2 separate regions of the Homo sapiens genome follow, and region 2 is linked to region 1. Evidence: read pairs that join two places in POLR2A ChIA-PET (ENCODE). Cell type or tissue: HCT116. All regions are shown on one strand.

Region 1 (2,500 bases):
TTGGAAGGGGACTGGGCCCTCTAGATGGTAACAACTCAGAATCACCTTGAATTATAAAACAGCAGTGACAAAATCCATAATCCACAGGTACAAAAAAGACTAAGTGCTAAAGGTAAGAATGAACTCTTGACTTTCAAACAAAAATTAGCAAAGATTTCCTTTCAGAACGAAAAAGACAAGGACACTGATAACCTCAGGTTACACAGGTAAGTTTAATTTTATACAAAAGAAAGATATATACACATTTCTTAGGACATGCAAATTATTAATGTGCTATTACCATATACTGTCTTTTTTAAATTTTAACAAGAGAGTGGCTGAACATTAACATATTCAGTTATCTTAAAGCCACAATGTTTAATAAATCCATCATCAGCTTCAAAGCATTTATTTGTGTTATTAATGTCTAAAAGGTATATCCTATTCACTGGGACATTCTGAAAAGAAAAATAAAGACCGGGGGGAAATACACTAAGTGTTAATAATTATCTGTGTGTGGTAAAATCAAGAATGACCTTAGTGGCCTTAATATTTAATTTTCCACAGTCACAAAAAAAGAAACTTACTTAAAATTGAAAACAACTTTGCTAAAGAATATAATATAGGTACGTCACGTAAGGCCTTCTTTTAGAAAAGCCATGAAATGACCTATAACATTGTCCTATTTATAACACTTACCTCATAACCAAAAATCATTTTAACTTTGAAGACTTTATTTCCTCCTTTACAATTAAATATTCAAAAGGTTTAGTCTTAATTTTTAAAAAGCAAGTTTTCCAGCATACTCCACATAAAAACTGTGAACGTATAAGCATTTGGGTTTTTCGAGGATACTTTGATATAAGGAAAACCTGAAATTAAGATCTATTGTGACACAGGTTCAGTATTGCATATTACAAGGAACTATTCCTGATATTAACAACCTCAGAAGCAATCTAAAATTTCAGAAAACTAATATATATTAAAAGCTAATAAAGAGGGAATAGTGGTGATAGACATGTTAGTTAGCTTGATTTACCCATTTCACAATATATACATATACAAAAATAACATGTACACGGTAAATATATGTAATTTTTTTTTGTCATCTATACCTCAATAAAAACATATATTTTTTTAAATTTGTTGAGACAGGGTCTCCTCTGTCACCCAGGCTGGAGCGCAATGGCGCAATCTCAGCTCATTGCAGCCTTGATCTCCGGAGCTCAGTGATCCTCTCACCTCAGCCACCTAAGCAGCTAAGACTATAGGTGTGTGCTAACATGACTCACTAATTTTTGTATTTTTGGCATAGAGACAGGGTTTTGCCACGTTGCCCAGGCTTGTCTTGAACTCCTGGGCTCAAACAATCCTCCCATCTAGGCCTCCCAACGTGCTGGGATTACAGGCATGAGCCACTGTACCCGGCCATAAAAATAAATATTTTTTTAAAAGTTTAGAAGAAGAAATAGCAGACCCTTGTTTGCCTACCCACCATCCACTCCTTTCTTTCATCTTTCCAACAGAATATCCATTTTATTCCCGTTTTCACTCTCATCTTCAGCTCCAATCCAAAGTTGGATGTTGATTAGGGTAAGAATATTGGTCTTGGGTGGGTCTAACCAGAATGAAGGGAAAGACACAGTCCAGGACTGCAGAAACAGATGGTTGTCTCTTTCTGAATTGAACTGATTACCAAAGGAGAAAAACAGCCTTTGGATAATAGTAATTTTGTGATGAGTAAAGCAGAGAAAGAGAAAGAAATTGGATCTACAATAAAGTCATTGATTTGCTGAATCAAATACTTTTGGAATCGGTCTACTACTCTGCACTTCCTATAATGTACCTAACATAGTTCTTTCCAAGCACTTGAGTCAGGCTACATAAAACCCAATTTATGCAGACAAACGCATTATAACTAATATGGAAGGAAACCAAATCGTATGGAATTTTCTTCTTAACAAAAAGCTGAAATGCCGTGTGTTAGTATGTGTTAACACCCTCATACTCAGGAGTGTTGATAATTCTATCTTGATCACAGACATAAGTTTAATTATCCCATCTGCCACAACGTCTTAATAGTCACTAAAAAAAGACATGAGTGAACATGGATGGATCTTTTTAAGGGATATTTTTAAAAGAAAAAAGAAGTTATCTATACTTTCAACACTTTGTATTTTTATGTTAAGATTTAAAAAAAAAAAAAAAAACGAGAAAGAAGAATCTTAGAGTTCCTCCTAAGGCTTGCATTTGGTTAACAGTTTAATTAAATACAGTTTATTAAAAAAATTGAGGCAACTCATATAGGTTAATTTGAAATTTTTCCTGCTTGCACTTAATATGTGTGTGGTGTGTACACACACATGCATACATACACACAGTATTTTATATCTGAAGAAACAACTAAGATAATTCACACAAAAGAAAGACATTTCCACTTTATAAAAGTAATTCACAGGCCAGGCATGGTGGCTCAGATCTGTCATCCCAGCACTTTGGGAAGCCAAAGCTGGAGGAGTGT
Region 2 (2,500 bases), 240 kb after region 1:
CAGAGTCACCTGGGATAGTCTCCCTTTTGATTAAGTCAGAGTCAACTAAATAGGCACCTTAATTGCATCTGCAAAATCCTTTCACTTTTGCCATATTCTCTTACTAAATGTAACAGGCGTTGTCCACACAAAGGTATGGATATGGGGCTTGGAAAGGATTTCAGGAACCATCTTAGAATTCTGCCTACTACTAACTCCATTCTACAAGTCTCAATATCTAGCATTTTAGTTATTCACTAACTGCAAAGTTTTTTATTTCATTATCATTACTACTTTGATCCATAGATACTATTTGGAACTATAATTTCCAAACATGAATATTTAAGTTTTCCTTTATTGTTGATTTTTAACATAATTGAATTGTGATCAGATGATATATTCTCTATATGATTTAAATTCTTTGAAATGTGTTAACAGTTGCTTTATGACATAATAAGTGGCTGGTTTTTATAAATTTTAGGATGCTTGAAAAGAGTTCTACAGTTATTTATGTTCATTAATCATTTTAGTCATGTTCATTAATTTTCAAGTCTTCAGTATCCTTAGTGATGATTTTTTTGTTTTTGGTATATATCTCTTGATTACTAAGAGAATTGTGTTAAAATGTAGCTAGCATGATTTTAGATGTGTTTGTGTGATTCTTTCAATTTCTCTCTTTTTCTATTTTGTATTGGGATACAAATGTATAATTGTTATATTTTCCAGGTTAATTGAAAGAAGCTTTATCATTACAAAATTATCTTTATTTCCACTAATAAATTTTGCCTTAAAATTAATTTTATTTGATATTAATGTAGCTATACCAGCTTTCGTTTGGCTAGCACTTGTGTCGTATATCATTTTCCACAGTTTTACTTTCAGTCTTTGTGTATATTTAGTTTTTAGAGGTGTCTCGTTTATATCATATTGTTGTTACTATTAGTATGTGTCCTATCTGTTCTATGTTCCTTTTTTTCTACTTTTTTTTTGATAGTTTTGTTTTTGTTACTCCTTTTTTTCTTCTACCTATCAGATGGGATGTTGTATATATTTCTGTTCATGGTTGTTCTAGAAATTTCATTATGCATCTCTGACTTATCAACGCCTAAACTCGCCCAGACTTCTGCGCAGTGCAGTAGCCTTAGAACACTTTAATCCCATTTACTTTCCTCCCAGCTTATATATGTGGTTGTCACATATGTTGTATCTCTTTAAATGTAAGTTATTACTGTTGTTTTATATAGTTAATATTGACTTAGATTTACCCACAAATTTGCCACCTTTCTTACTCTCCATTCCTTGCTGTGTCTTTGAGCTTCCATCTGGAGTAATTTTTCTTTTGCCTGAGTATATGTTTAGAATTTACTTTAGTGCAGGTCACCTGGTGGCACATTTACTTTGCTCTTGTTTTTTGAAATGTCGTTATTTTGCCTTCTTTTTGAAGGACTTTTTTTTTCTCCCTTGAAATGGATGGTTATCTGGAAAGGTAAAGATAACTTTCCCTTGTATTCTGACTTCCACTGTTACTGGGAAGAAGTCACCTGTCAGTCTTTTGCTCCATTTAGACTAATCCATTTTTTTTTCCTCTGGCTGCTTTCACGATTTTCTCTTTGTAATTATAATTTTTTTTTTTTGAGTTTCATTGTGTTGTATATACGTGAGGATTTTATTGTATTTTCCCACTTAGGCTTTGTTTGGCATCTTAGATCTGTGGGTTGATACATCAGTTCTGGAAAATTCTCAACCATCATTGATTTGTTCAAATTTTGTTTAGAATCTTACATCTATATCCATGAGCGATGTTGGTCTTTAGTTTTCTGTTTTTGTAATGTCTTTTGTCTGATTAGTATGATACTAATGCTGGCTTAATAGAATGATTTCAGAAGTATTCCCTCCTTTTGAATTTTTTTGAAGAGTATGTGTAGGATTGGTATCATTTCTTCCTTAAATGTTTTGGTAGAGTTCACCATTGAAGTCACCTGGACATGAAGTTTTCTTTTTCGGAACATTTTTCACTACACCTTAATTTCTTTGATAGATTTAGGGCTTTTAAAATAATCTGTTTCATCTTGACTGTTTGGCTTTTAAGGATTTTTTCCATTTCATATAAATTGTTGAATTTGCTGGCATAAAGTTGTTCATAATCTTTCCTTAGTAACCTTTTAATAACTGGAATGTCATGTCCCTCTCTCATTTCTAATATTGGTAATTTGCATCTGCTCTCTTTTTTCTTGACTTATCTGGCTAGAAGTTTATTGATTTTGAACGTCCTAGTAAACCATCTTTTGGTTTTATTTCTGGGGGAATAAAGTACCATAATCAAGCTTAGTAATCCTTCTTCTTACCTTCCTCCAGGATTTTGACTAGATGGGATTCTTTGTCTAATGAAGTGACCTAAACCTTCATTTCTACAGAATTGAGCCGTTGATAGGCCTGTCTTTACTGGGTTGCTGCAGTTTTCCACTGACTAGGACTGTTAGCACTAAGAGGCATTCCAGTGAATTTCCTCGTTTCCATATAT

The links. Peaks named below come from ENCODE experiments on the same cell type or tissue, not always from the same donor. Only the 100,000 strongest peaks of a DNase experiment are listed, where the experiment ranks them.
Region 2: POLR2A ChIA-PET joins it to region 1 with 5 read pairs; 3 of 35 experiments call an interaction of 5 or more read pairs at or near these places.

The regions. Positions count from the first base shown.
Region 1 is chr5:115,846,245-115,848,744 of GRCh38, reverse strand. All of the region lies in intron 1 of AP3S1 (adaptor related protein complex 3 subunit sigma 1), which reads right to left. Among named protein-coding and RNA genes, the nearest start is that of AP3S1, 5.6 kb to the right of the region's middle. In HCT116, no CTCF peak of the experiment used is centred here; a DNase peak (open chromatin) is centred at 1,274; H3K4me3 peaks cover 1,537 bases; H3K27ac peaks cover 2,500 bases.
Region 2 is chr5:115,605,592-115,608,091 of GRCh38, reverse strand. The region is part of intron 3 of TMED7-TICAM2 (TMED7-TICAM2 readthrough); the gene reads left to right. The region is part of intron 2 of TICAM2-AS1 (TICAM2 antisense RNA 1); the gene reads right to left. Among named protein-coding and RNA genes, the nearest start is that of TICAM2, 4.4 kb to the right of the region's middle. In HCT116, no CTCF peak of the experiment used is centred here; no DNase peak of the experiment used is centred here.